Regions from separate parts of the Homo sapiens genome. Here all the other regions are linked to region 3. A link is a contact called in ENCODE Hi-C or POLR2A ChIA-PET data. All regions are on one chromosome and are shown on one strand. Each heading gives the region's core, a stretch centred on a gene start or an enhancer-like site at or near the end of the contact. The rest is flanking DNA. Distances are from core to core; before and after follow the strand shown. Region 1 holds the start of LRRC20 (leucine rich repeat containing 20). Region 2 overlaps SGPL1 (sphingosine-1-phosphate lyase 1). Region 3 has its middle 23 kb from the start of PRF1.

Region 1 (5,046 bases), core at 1,779-4,278, 200 kb before region 3:
TCTGATGAGGAAGAGCTTTCTGAAGAACAGCACTGAAGCAATCCTGGCCTCACAGCAGAGAGGGAAAGGAAGGGAAGCCACCAAGCTGCCCAGGGTAGGGGGTAGGCCTGGTGGGATCACCTGGGCTGAATATTTTCAATCAGGCACTATGCCTGCAATTCTACTAGCTACCACCAGATGGGGAGGTGGTGCCTTAGACCAGCGGTCCCCATCCTTTTCGGTTTCCTGGAAGACAATTTTTCCCACTGTAGTGGGAGAGGAATGAAACTATTCCACCTCACATCATCAGGCATTAGATTCTCCATAAGGAGCACACAACCTAGATCCATCGCATTCGCAGTTCGCAATAGGGTTCAGGCTCCTAGGAGAATCTAATGCGGCCGCTGGTCTGACAGGACGCAGAGTTCAGGCGGTAATGCTTACTGGTGCTCACCTCCTGCTGTGCAGCCGGGTTCCTCACAAGCCACGGACCTATGCCATCCACAGCCCAGGGGTTGAGGACCCTTGCCTTAGACCACTGATGAAAACTAGTCAGATTAAAAATTTCACCACTGGTGGCAAGTTCAGACGTCCTATTGTGTGGGTCAGAGTGTACACAGGTACAGGAACAGAAACAACATGTAAAGTCTAGGTGTCAGGGCAATTCAGTAGGAAGAAGGGCCCCTTCCTTCTATGCCAGAGGATGGAGGATGCTCTGAGTACAGCAAAAATGTGCTCGGGACCCCCAAAAGGTTCCCGCTGCTTAAAATCACCACGCTTATTAACTAGCTAGGAAGCCATCCTCCCTTCACCTAAAACTGCCCCTTTCTCCACAAGGAAGAATTGTTTCATGAAGTCCAGCTGACAGGCCTGAGCTCCTCAGGGTACCTGGTCAATGCCATCTGCAGGGATGGTGGTAGTGGAGAGTCACAGAGTGTTCCAAAAGGCAGAAACAGACACCATCAGCCCACATGGGCCAGATCGCCGCTTGGGGCACCCCAGCCAGCTGGCACTACTGGCCCCAGCCAGTCCCAGGCAATAGAGGGTAGGCCTTAGAAAATGTCAGGGAAAGCACTCCAAATCCCAGAGACACTTCAGCACAGGGTCGAAGCTCATACTCACACTGCCTACATCCTCAAAGCATGGCCCTCTCCACACACCCTCAACCCCATTCCTCAGAGTGAGCATCCTGGTCCGGTGAAATGTTTAAATCCAGCAAACGTCTCCTGGACACCTTCCATAAGGCCCCCACTGTGGGAGTAAAGGGGCAGAGACTGGGTATGGGCTAGAACAAGCTTCCCACTGGGAGGCAGGATGAGCCTGATAGTAGTAAGGCTACAGGGCCAGGCCTAGGGGGGCATGAAGGCACATGGCATGGCCAGGGGGAAGGGACAGGGGTGAGCAGCAGGTGCACAAAGAGATTCAGGAGAGAGAGAGACAGGGAGCCAATGGGCTCCCAGATTACTGAGGAAGGGAACTGCAGCCCTCTTACAAGGCTGTCCTCTGCTTCTGTGTAGCGAACTAAGAGAAGTTTTTTGAGGAAGGCAGCCTAATCCATAGTTTTGCAAAGTTAACAGTGTTGTGAGCAGTCCCATTTGTAAAATGGAAATACCACCTTCCTCACCGGATTATTGTGGGAAGTAACTGATATGTAACTTTTGGGAAAGGACTTTGCGAACCATTACATGTTTCCCACACCAAGGCATTACCAGTAGGTAATCAAACAGGTGTAGAGAGGAAGTTTGGATGTAATAAATTCAATGCCAGACAAAAACGTTGTCCTGCTTTGGGGGAGCTGGCAATACAGCCCTCCTGTCCCTATAACCTGGTTTCACCTGGACTCAGGCTGGCTGGGGGAGGGGTGATTTTTGCTTAAACCCTGACCTGGCCCCCTGACTCCAGCCCTTACCATCAATAACTCTACCTTATCTGCAGTCCGGAGACCTCTGCAAAGGAGCCGCTGCGACAGCCCGTCCCCACCATCTGCTCCTATATTTAGTTACTGGTGTTGTCAGTTGGGAACGTTAGAGCCTGGCAGGGGCTCGGATGGGCAACCGGAGCCTCCGGAGCCATGTGTGCAAGCTGGCCCTACCGCTGGCTCCAGCCCGGGCTCTGGACCATGCCAAGCCGGGGAGCGGGTGGGGAGGTGAGGAGCGACCCAAATAGTCCCAAACCCCCCTTCAGATCAGAACGAAGTTGACCCACTTCCCCACCCCAGGGAAAGAAGCCCGCTGGGACGTGAGCGGGACCTGCTGGCGCCTTGTTTTTGTGGCATGGGGTTCGGGAAGCTCAGCGCGTGCTCCCTCGCTAACATCTAGGCATCCTCGGACTGAGCCTCCAGCACTACGCGCGGTAGCCAGGCAAGGGTCCCCCAGCCCCGCGTGCCAGGATCCGCCTCACCCCCGGTGCCTGCAGCCAATGGCACCTCGTCCGCTGGCCCGGCAGGCGGGGACTGGGAGAATAAAGCTGGCAGAGGGAAGAATGGTAGTGATCGCAGAGGCCCCGGGGCTCCCACGCTGCCCGGAGGCCGAGAGGCACGCTCTGGAGCAGGCGTCTGCAGCTCCCCAGAGCGGAAGCAAACCCCGAAAGTGTCGCTTCGGGGACGAAATGCACAGCAGCCTCTCCAAGCAAGGGCGCCTCCCGCGAGGAATGGAGGCCCGCCTGGGAGCGGTTCTCCGAGCTCCCTATTCCCTGGCACCTCTGCACCCACTCCCCTGAACCATCGGGGTCCAGGTGCAGTGAGCAAGCAAGAGCCCGCGCATGCCGAGCCCCTTGGCACCGCCAGAGCCTCCGCTGGTGCACCGCTGCTCTTTTCCACCGGGTGACCTGGGGGAGGGGAGGGGACGCTGCAAAAATCGGAACACTTCTCGCCCTCTCTCCCCCAGCCCCTGCAACGCTTGACCTCGGACTACATTTACTTTGCGGGGCAAGAAGCGTGTGGTCCCGCTCCGGGCCGCTTTTGGCTCCACTTACGGCGACAATGCCTCCTAGCGCCCTGCGCAGCGCAGTCACGCTCCCTCCGCCGCCGGCGGCGCCCCAGGCGAGTTCCGAGCCGGCGGGGCGGGGCGCGCGGGGCTGCGGGATCTGCGCGCGCGGCCACTCCGCCAATCCCGGCGCCAGGACCGGCGCCGCGGCGGGAGCAGGCTGGGCTCGGGATGCGCTCAGCCAATCAGTGGGGGAGCGGCGCGCGCGGGGGTGGCGCGCGGAAGGGCAGCCCGCGCGCTCCCGGCCGCAGGGAGTAACCGCTTTGTGTGCTGCTTCTAGAGGGAGAACGCCTGAGGGGGCGGAGATACAGAGTGGGACGCGCAGTACATCCCAGGATCTCTAGGACCGGGGCTCCAGATTGGGTTTTCTCGAGGGAATGGAGTTGAATTAGCCAGATCAGGGATACTTTGAAACACGTGAACATGGAGCATAGGGAAATTTTCCTATGATGACTTCGGGTGCCCATTGAGGTTTTTAGTATATGCAAGGCCCTGTGTCTCGGCCCTGCGTCTCCAATCCTAATGTTCTCATCTATAAAATATGACTTGAGGGCGGGGCGCGGCGACTCACGCCTGTAATCCCAGCACTTTGGGAGGCCGAGGTAGACGGATCACCTGAGGTCGGGAGTTCGAGACCAGCCTGGCCAACATGGCAAAACCCCCGTCTCTACTAAAAATACAAAAATTAGCCGGGCGTGGTGGCAGGCGCCTGTAGCCGCAGCTACTCGGGATGCTGAGGCAGGAGAATCGCTTGAACCCGGGAGGCGGAGGTTGCAGTGAGCCGAGATGGGCACTCCAACCTGAGTGGACAGAGTGAGACTCTGTCTCAAAGAAAAAAAAAAGAATATTTAATTCCGCCTCTAGGGGGTCTAGGCAGTCAAAGAACACACATTCCCTTGGGCCTCGATGGATGTTAAGGGTTACTTATGCCCTCTCCACCCCCAACAATATGTTAAAGTTCATCAGAATGTGATCTTATTTGGAAGTAGGGCCGTTGCAGATGTAATGAGTTAAGGTCATGCTGGAGTAGGGCGGGCCCCTAATCCACTGAGACTGGTGTCGTTGTAAGAGAAGAGACACAGAAGAGACGCACAGGGAGAACCACCTGTGGTGATGGCGGCAGGGATCAGCTGATGCATTTCCAAGGCCAGGAGTGCCAAGCACTGCCAGCAGGGACCAGAAGCTAGGAACGGGCAGGGAATAATTCCTCCTTCAGAGCCTCCAAAAAGGAACTAACCCTCCAGACACCTTGATTTTGGACTTAATAGCTTCCAGAGCTGTAAGTGAATAAATTTCTGTTGCCACCCAGTTTATGTCCATTTGTTATAGCAGCCCTAGGAAAAAACTACAATAGGTTAGTAGGAATAAAGAGAAGAGGATGATAAATATCTCCAAAGTAAGTCTTTTGAAACTGATTGCTTAGTATATGCAAAGCCTTGTGTCTTGGGGTATACTGACATGAATCAGACACAGACCCTGCCCTCAAGGGGTTACCAGTCAAGTGGATACTTAAGCAGCCATGTTTTCTGACCCCTTGTGCCTTCCCAGGGAAAACTATGGAGATCTCTCTCAACCCATCAACACCACATCCCTGCCAGATATATAGCAAGTACCAGATATAAATAACTAATGGGTAGAGTCCCATTCTGCCCAAGCCGAGATGCTGCTTGCCACTGTGGACAAAGCAGGCATAGCTACTTCTGTTTTCACTGAAAACCAGCATGACACTTCTACCCAACTTTTACACGTGGATGTCTTCTCTCCTCTGCTAGTCCATACGCAGACTTGAGACAGCCAGTACAGTGTTTCTGTACCCATGGTAAGGGCTCAGTATATACTGCTGGCTGATGGCCCCAGCCTGGGGTTTCCAACATTCATACTTTCCCTCAGACAGTCCCCTGTCCCAGGCAGTTCATCCTGGACCCTCTAACTCCACAGAGACAAGATCCCTCCCTAGCTCAAATCCACCTCTTCTATTCCTACTGTTTTTGCTTCTCCAGAGCACTTAGTGCATTATACCCATTATTCTATCATCTCTGCACAAGTCTTTACTCCCGAGAGTCTGCCTGATTGCAAATACCAG
Region 2 (4,488 bases), core at 1,170-3,669, 250 kb after region 3:
TTATAACTGGTTCAAAGGAGAGGTCCAAAAAGCTGCTCATTTATGGATCAGGAATATCAAATGAATGTGCAAATGGAGGCAAAACAACTCTCTGTCATAGGGGTAGGAAAGTCAGGTGAAACTTCACCTGACGGCAGAATTTGCATATTTAGGGATCTAGATTACTTTGCACTGCTATCAGTTATCTACAACTTTCAGAGCCGTAAACAGCCTCCTCATAATCAGAATCTGGTAACCCGGAGGGGCGTCCCAGATAATGCATAATTTTTCATTGGAAGCCGTAGGGAAAAACTCTCTCCTCTACTCTCACACCACAACAATCAACACCGAAGACTTCCGTGACCAAACGTGTGGGATTTTTTTCCCCACACTCCAAGAAGCAGACATCACTGGGTGTCGCCTAATTCAATTCTGACACTGTCTACCTGGAGATAGCATCAGATCTATGGGTTGAGGGCTCAGTCCCAACCCATACCTGTCTCCCCCAACCCCAACCTGTCACAAGTCTGGTCCTTCAAAATGTCTGACTGACTGTCTTCAAGGTGAGGTTCCCATGACCTCCTCTTGGATTGGATTAATTTGCTGGAACAGCTCACAGAACTCAGGGAAACATTTACTTAGGTTTACAGGTTTATTTTAAGGGATACTGCAAAGGTTACAAATGAAGAGATGCATGGGGCAAGGTATAGGGGAAGGGGTGTGGAGCCTCCATGCCTCCCTGGGTGCACCACCCTCCAGGAACCTCCATGTGTTCAGCTATCCAGAGGCTCTCTGAACCCTGTCCTTTTGGGTTTTTATGGAGGCTTAGTTACATAGGCATGATTGACAACCATGTAGAAATGTGACTGGACACAGGAGGCATGATCTCATACTAATAGACTGACCGGAAACCCAGCAAGGCCTGTCTGTTCAGGTTGTCGCTGGCCTTTCTGTGCAGCCTTCCTTCCTCCAGAATATGGGGCACAACCCTCCCAGGAATGAGGGTTTTTTGGCCCACAGTTGGACTAGAGTCTTGCTTTGAGGCAGGTAAAAGAGGACAGGAGAAGGTTGAGAGAGATTCTGTTTCCTGAGGCCCAAAGTGCCCCAGCATTATAATAGAAGACTATAACAAGGGCTATGGGGGTTATGAACCAGGAACCATGGATGCAAACCAATATATACGTATAACATCACAGAAGCACACTTTCCTGCTCACTTTCAATAGATACCACAAAGTTTGAAACTCTTCCAAGTATTAATTTTAAATTAAATTTACTCAGCTGCTTACTTCAGCTTTTAAAAGTAGGTTCTTGGTAATTTCGAAGATGCACTTTCCAAAGGGTGTTTATATAGTTGAAGGTCAGTCAGAGACCTAGGGATAGGTCCCTGCTTATTCTTTTGAGCAGGCTTACGTGTTGGAAATCTCTAGAGAAATAGCTTTAGTTAGGTTACACTTCTCAGCAAATATTCAGTATTCCTCATCTCTAATAGCAGCATGACTGTTGTAGGGAAGGAATTTCCACAAATGGTTATGAAAAGTCTAAGTGTCTTAACTCCCAGACAAAGATAGAGAATTCTGTTAGTAAGATAAGTATGGGACTGGAGAAGTCAGCTAACCTCTGCCCTTCCCCAATCGTGATATGCTCAGAGAAGTTAAGACTTCTTTCTGTGTGAGAAATACGGGATCTTTTCCACTAGATCTTGCTTATTATCCAAGAAATTATCATTTCTAGTTTTAGAGAATGATGAAACTCATTTGTGCTTTGAAATATAACCTGTATACATGTGCACAGTAAGTCATTTAGCTATTTATTGTCAGACTCTGAGAGTTCATAGCAAACTTAGCAACATTCCATGTGCAAATTTGCATATTTTTCCCCCCATATCTTACCTACTTGCCTTAGGCTGGGAGTCTATTTTCCTACAAAACTGGTAATTGCTCTTATCTCTGTGTCCTTCAGTGTGTTCCTCTGCTTATTGAATTCAGTTTTATGCATTTAGTCTTCTCTCCTAGTATAAGCTGCTCCTGATACTTTTAAATATGTATTTCAGAAGAGAGGTGCTCAGAATTGTTACTTAACAGAATCAGCATCTCCCTTTACTTGATGCCTTGTCCTGACCACAAGTACATTAATAAAGTGACCATTTAGCAGTGTTTCGGGTTCAGCTTTTAGGAACTTAGAAGCTGTGGTTTTCCATGAGTGCACTTCTGATGACTTGGGAACATTTCATATGTGTGTTCTTTCTGTGGCCAAGATGGTTTTGTTATTTCAGGGATGGAAAGATGCTTTGCCTGAATACTCCCATGCTAAGTGTATAGCAGTTGGTGCTTGGGGAATGGTACCAAGTGTACATATCTGGCAAGGCCAGGCTAGAAGGGAAAATGTAGACTCTTAAGCTTTTTGAGACGAACTTCTCAGATACTGGATCTCTTGACTCACATAGTGGAATTTTGGGGGAAGTATGTGGTTTGCTTTTTGTCTCCTAAGAAATGATGATTCAGTTTCCTCAAACGTTTCTCACAGTCACTACTGGTTGCTTGGAATGGCTGTCTGGTTTTGTTGCTCAGTTCTTACTTCTTTAATGACCCAAGAGGATTTTCCCTTTGGGGTTGTGATGTGTTTTTGATGATAAACTTTAATGCTTTTGGAGGCTATAAAGACAATAGTATTTTCTTACCTGTTTACCTTGCACTTTGAAGTTCTGTAGACTGTAATATGAAAGAAAATCAGATTAAATTAGCTTTGCTTTCTGGCTTTTCTTTTTTTGGTGGGGGGGCAGAAGCTGATAAGAATAAATATACTAACTGAGTCTCTTCTGTATTTTAACTTCACTCCCTAGGCTGAGGCTTAGTCCTTAGAGTAACATTTGAACTGGGTAGAACAGATTTTTCTTTTCCTCAACAGCCCATTCCTGCTGTAAAGCTCAGATTTATGGTCCTTCTGGAAAAAGTATTGAGCGTTGAATAGTTCAGGAAAACAAATAACAAATTCTGTCTTCTTTGCAGGATTGTGGGGTAGAAGATTTTGATTTTTATTAGTATCTGGCCAAAGAATAAATATTAGGCAGGAACAATGAATTGATATCTAGTAGAGTGACGTGACTGGGCCCTGACTTTTAACACTTCCCAGGAAAGCTTCGTGGATGTCTTTTCCCTGCTGCGTGAATACCGGGTAGCCATTAAGTTTGGTGATTGGGTGTCAGTAATATGTTAAGTCAGCTACTGGGTCATCTTTTAATAAAAGAAAAGGATGGGGAAGAGAATGGATTCTTAAGCAGTGTTGCCTGTCAGAATCACCGGAGGGAGGTTTACAAAATACACATTCTGTACTCTGACCCTGTGGGTGGGGTATTCTGACCCAAGAAGATGATTCGTTCCAGGAATCATGCTTCTTGGATGATATTGATGTACCCCCACTGGCTTTATGGAAAGAATATTGAAGAAGAAGATAGATTCTCTTGGGGGCTGTGCCTCTAGTTTGAAACCAGGGAAGGCACATTTTGGTATTAGTCTGTGGCCTCAGTTTCTTCATCACTGCAATGAGATTGGACTATAGGTGGTCTCTAAGGTTCCTTCAGACAGTAGCATTTTATGATTTTGAAGACAACTTTTCTGAAGTACTTTTCAAACTAATTTCTTTCCGTCTTTCTTTTGTAAGCAAATAAGTAGTATGAGTGTAAGTCTCTAGCTCAGAGAAGAATGAAGTTTGCAGTTCGAAAAGGCCATGCAATAGCAGTTCACTTCCCCAAAATGCTCAGCCCTTGTAGGATGCCGTTAGGTCATCTGGAAGTTCTGTATGCCTTCACTGGGAGCGTAGTGAAGATGAGAGCCTTTCCTTTGGCTCTTGGAGTAAACTAGCTGACAGGACTTTGAGAACTGTTGGTCTCCTGATTTGTGCCACTGATAGTTTGGCTCTGGAAAACTAGGCAGTGGAAAAAACAATGCATTTTAAACCAGAAGATTTGAGTCCTGGCTCCGCTATTTCCGAGCTTTGTGACCTGTAGGCCTCAATGTCTTCATCTGTGAAGGACAGGTTCAGCTCTGATGGCCTATGATGTGATGAACCTTGTGAACTTGTAGGCAGAGTGCCACGGTGTGCAGAGTCCAGTTACAGATAACCAGCCATTCTCCTCTGCAGATTCAACCCACTGCCACTGTGTCTTGTTAAGCTTAAATAGGAGAGATGTGGGAGAGAGGAGGCAGAAACATCCTAGGATCTTGCAAAACAAAACTGTCAAAAGTATAGGCAATATCATAATTACTTTATTTGAATAAACGTTGAGTTCCTGCTGTGTTGAAGATGCTGTTTTAGGCAGTGTAGGAGATAGAAGACTTATATCCTCCTCCTAATTTGTATTCTTATCAGCACCTGGTACCATAGAGAGTTCATATATTAAAATTATTTGGTTGTTCTCCCTAACCAGAGTTGAATTCTTTCCTTCTAGGACAAATTAACTCATAATGCAATAGGCTAATGCAGTTTGGCCCTGAGTGACTCTTGAGAAATA
Region 3 (4,587 bases), core at 10-2,509:
CTCTCTTTCTTTCTTTCATTCATTCTTTCTTTCTTTTTGTTCTTCTTTCTTCCTTTTCTTTCTTTCTTTTCTTTCCTTCCTTCCTTCTTTCATTGTTTCCTTCCTTCTTTCCTCCTCTTTTTCTTTCTTTCATTCTTTCTCTTCCTTTTTTCTTTTTGTTCTTTCTTCTTTCTTCCTTTTCTTTCTTTCTTTCCTTCCTTCTTTCTTTCTTTTCTTTCTTTCATTCTTTCCTTCCTTCCTTCCTCTTTCTTTCTCTTTCTCTTTCTCCTTCTCTTTCCCTCACTCCCTCCCTTCCTCGCTTCCTTCCTCGCTTCCTTCCTCTCTCCCTCCCTCTCTCTCTTTCTCTCTTTCTTTCTTTCTTTCTTTCTTTCTTTCTTTCTTTCTTTCTTTCTTTCTCTCTCTCTCTTTTTCTTTCTTTCTCTCTCTCTCTTTTTCTTTCTTTCTGCCTTTCTCCTTTTCTTCTCCCTTTCTCCCTTTCTCTTTCTTTTCTTTTCTTTTTCTTTTTTAAATTCTATGCTGCTTCTGGGTCAGGGTCTTACTTTATCACCCAGGCTAGAGTGCAGTGGTGCAATCATAACTCACTGCACCCTCGACCTCCTAGGCTCAAGTGATTCTCCCACCTCAGCCTCCAGAGCTGGAACTATAGGCATATGCCACCACACTCGGCTAATTTTTGAATTTTCTTTTTTTTGTAGAGATGGGGTCTCACTATGTTGGCCAGGCTTGTCTTGAACTTCTGGGCTCAAGTGATTCTCCCACCTCAGTCTCCCAAAGTGTTGGGATTACAGGGTGAGCCACCACACTTGACCCCTTTCCTATTGATTTGTTAAGATGATAACTTTATCATATATGTTGCATTTATTTTTTAGCTTTAAAATACCATTAGATATACATGCTGTCTTAGAGCCTGTCCTCTCCATTCCTGTGTGTCTCAGTCTATGCTGGAGCTGACCTAGCTTCAGATCAATAACCTTTGCTTATTTTATGATGTCCTTTATTAGATTACTTACTTTGTCAAGCATTATATCTGGTTTCTTTTACAGTCATCATCTCGTTCAACCCTCCAACAATACCACAAGGTGTTATTTTACAGCTAGAGATACCCGTGTCTGATGCCAAATCCTTGCTTGTTTCAGGGCTGGATATGGTAATCCTCTCTGCCATTTTCGATGACAGGTTGAGAGGAGAGAAAGGTAGATCCTGGAAGAGTGCCCAGGCTGGGGTGACTCGGGGAGGAGACTAAGGGGAAAGCATGATGACTTTGAAAGCCCTCCGTCAAATTCTTGTGGTTCTCTGACTTGATGTTATTTAAACCCCTGTGTACTTTCAAGAGGTTCCCCTCTACAGCCACAAGAATGGGAAATGGCTTGTGTTCTCTGAGTCACACTGGTAGATTATCTATGGGCCTTCTGAGTTTCACTTTGCACCCCCTCTTGGCTATTCTTTCCTTTTCCCACATCCGCCCACCTCACCATCAACAAACCTGCACAGTGTCTTTGCCCTTCAAAAGTAATTGTTATTCTTTCTTTGAACTAAATGACGGCATCTAAGCTGAATTAAACACTCATAGCCTTTCACAGTTTATGAAAGTATCCATTTCCCCATTCCTGCCTTAACATTTGAGGTCGCCAATCCTTTTAATTTTTGCCAATCTGATAAGAAAGAAAGTCTTTTATTTTTACCTTAACTCGACTTTTCCAGATTAGTAATGAGGTTGGAACATCCTTTCATATGTTTACTGGCCATTTGAATTTATTCTGTTATGTATATGCCCATTTTTCTGCTAGATTGTCTTTTTTTAATTAACAGGCATAAAATTTTAATATAATTTGTTTTGTGGGTAGGTAGATAGATATACAGTCAGTTCTTTCTCCCAGTTTGTCTCAGGTCTTGTAACGTTTTTAGTGTATTTTTTCATAGAGAAGTTGTTCAATTTATACATGGTGTGTTTTTTGACTTGTGTAAGCAAGCCTTCCCTACCCAAGGTTCTAGATCTCTTTCCTATGTTTTCTTTGAATATTTCTACAGTGTTGTCTTTTATGTTTAATGCTTTAATTCATCTGGAATAAACTTTTGTGAATGACATGAGATAGTGTATTTTTTTTTTCCAAAATGGATATCCAGTTGGCCCACATTTATTATTATTTGTTATTATTATTTTAGAGATGGGATCTTGCTATGTTGCTCAGGCTGGTGTTGACCTCTTGGCCTCAAGCAGTCCTCCTGCCTCAGCCTCCCAAGTAGCTGGGACCACAGGCATGTGCCACTGCACCAGGCTGGCCTACATTATTTATGGAATAGCCACATTTCCCCCTTACTGGAACTATGGTTTTCATCATATGTGAAGTAAGCACTTATACCTGAGTCCATAGAGTAGACACGGGGTTGTTGTTGCTCCTGGCCTCCATTCATCCTTCTGGTAACCATGTCTGATTTTCCCCATCCCCAGCAGGAACAAGAACCAAGGCTTGAGCCAATTTGTGCATCTCATTGTCCTGGCACTGCCATTGGCCCAGGGCTGGCCATGTGACTCAGCCGGCCAATTACACCCAATCAGAGCTTATCCCTGGCATTTTTCTGAGTGACTGGAAGAGTGTTAACTATTCTTGTGGAACTTAAAAGGGAGAGGCCAGACGTGGCTACAGTTGTCACACAGCCACAAGGTGAAAACAAATATGAAAATGAAACCAACACACCAAGGCCAGTGGAATTGAGCTGAGGCAACTGCTGTTGCCCTTTAGCTGCTGTACCCCATCATGTCTAGAGCCAGGTTACCCCTATGCCCACAAAACTTTTAACTGACAACCCAGATCCTTTTGTGCTTAAGTGAGCTGGGTTGGGTTTTCTGTCATTGCAAGGCAGACATATTCTATATGTGTACTCTAGTCTCTCCATTGATTTTTTTCGAGGTCTTCTCAAGTTCTTGTTCTTTCTCCCTTCCTCCTTCTGTCTCCCATCCTCATTCTCTCCTTCTTTCATTCATTCTTTCTTTTTCATTCTTCTATACTTCTGGAGTGTTCCAGTGTACTTTCATTTCCAAATGGATTTTAGAACCAGCATATGGACTTCTATTTAAAAATCTCATTGGTATTTTGATTGAAATTACATTTAATTTATTGACTAATTTAGGGAGAATGGGCGCTTTTATAATATTGTGTGTTCCCATTAAGGAATATGTTTTTTCCCTATGTTTATTAAGGTTCTTTTGTGTCTTTTAATAATAAAAGTTATTAACACTCCTCTTTTAAGTCATACCTACTTCTCATGAAATTTATTCATGGTTTATTTTTTGAAATTATGGTTTTTTTTCTATTACAGTTTCTGATTGACTAATTAATGCTCATGCGGGAAAAAATAAATATTTCTTTTTGTTTGAATTTGGCCATATTCTTGAACTCACTTAATAACTAAGTTTTCTGATTGATTAGTGCTCATGTAGGAAAAAATAAATATTTCCTTTTGTTTGAATTTGGCCATATTCTTGAACCCACTTAATAACTAAGTTTTTAAAAACTTGTCTTGGATTTTGGAGATAGATGATGGTATTATCTGCAAATAATAACTATTTAATTTCTTTCTAATATGTATAATTAGTATTTCTTTTTCTTGTCTTTTGTTATAAAGGCTAGACCTTCCTGAACAATATTTGGAATAGTGACCATTTTTATACTTTCTAAGTCTAATGGGAATATTTCACCACTAACTGTAATTTTTGATCTAGGTTTCAAGTAGGCGCATTTGTCAAATTAAAGAAATTTTCTTTTATTACTGGTTTGCAGATTTTAAAAAATTATAAATTGATTTTTAATTTTAAAAATGTTTTCTTGACATCTATTGAGGTGGTCATATATTTTCTCCTTTAATATGTTAATTTTAAAAAGTACATTAGCAGATTTTCCAATGTTGACTGATCCTTTGCATTCTTTTTTTTTTTTTTTGAGATGGAGTCTCACTTTGTCACCCAGGCTGGAGTACAGTGGTGTGATCTTGACTCACTGCAACCTCTGCCTCCTGGGTTAAAGCTATTCTCCTGCCTCAGCCTCTCTAGTAGCTGGGACTACAGGTGTCTGCCACCACGCCTGGTTAATTTTTGTATTTTTAGTAGAAACAGGGTTTCACCATGTTAGCCAGACTGGTCTCAAACTCCTGACCTCAGGTGATCTGCCCGCCTTAGCCTCCCCAAGTGCTGGGATTATTGGCATGAGCCATTGCGCCCGGCCTACATTCTTAAATGTTTATTACTACGTCATGGTGTTGTCTTCTTTTATCATATTGCTGAAACTAAATTTCTAATATTTTATTTAGGATATTTGTGACTATGTTTATGAGTGTTTTTTTTCCACCATGTTATGCTTTTTAATTTTGTTGTCAGGGTTATGATAGTTTTATACATGTGTTAGGTAGTTTTGTCTTTTTCAACATTTTGGAATAGTTCATATAACTTGTGGATCATCTGTGGCTTGAAGTTTTCATAGAACTCTTAATATTGGACTGGTCTTTTTTTAGGTGTGAATTTTTCATAAAGTTTTTTTCTTCTATGTTTATTAGTCTTTTTGGGCTTCTTACTTTCCCTTTGGTCAGTTTTGG

What was found. Hi-C counts contacts between places; a loop is a spot of excess contacts on that map. ChIA-PET counts read pairs that join two places held with the same protein, here RNA polymerase II (POLR2A). Pooled maps may share reads with other maps.
Region 1: a loop to region 3 is called in a pooled map, with 6 times the contacts of the local background. The contact joins the promoter of LRRC20 here to the enhancer-like site in region 3. A Hi-C loop is called at or near these places in 7 of 50 pooled maps. POLR2A ChIA-PET finds 5 or more read pairs at or near these places in 2 of 52 experiments (Panc1 and activated T-cell).
Region 2: a pooled map shows a loop between it and region 3 (5-fold over the local background). The contact joins two enhancer-like sites. A Hi-C loop is called at or near these places in 8 of 50 pooled maps. POLR2A ChIA-PET finds 5 or more read pairs at or near these places in 2 of 52 experiments (Panc1 and naive thymus-derived CD4-positive, alpha-beta T cell).

What each region holds. Positions count from the first base shown.
Region 1 is chr10:70,379,597-70,384,642 of GRCh38, forward strand. It overlaps LRRC20 (leucine rich repeat containing 20), which reads right to left and starts at 3,029. Exons shown (of 5, transcript NM_001278212.2): 1 at 2,953-3,029. RefSeq lists enhancers at 2,240-2,859, 2,704-2,903, 3,434-3,533 and a silencer at 2,934-3,303.
Region 2 is chr10:70,830,917-70,835,404 of GRCh38, forward strand. All of the region lies in intron 2 of SGPL1 (sphingosine-1-phosphate lyase 1), which reads left to right. Among named protein-coding and RNA genes, the nearest start is that of SGPL1, 17 kb to the left of the region's middle. Within about 2 kb of position 2,420, at least 6 of the 41 ENCODE cell types and tissues checked have a DNase peak (open chromatin) inside an H3K27ac peak, as active enhancers do.
Region 3 is chr10:70,577,217-70,581,803 of GRCh38, forward strand. No RefSeq gene overlaps it. Among named protein-coding and RNA genes, the nearest start is that of PRF1, 23 kb to the right of the region's middle. Within about 2 kb of position 1,260, at least 8 of the 41 ENCODE cell types and tissues checked have a DNase peak (open chromatin) inside an H3K27ac peak, as active enhancers do.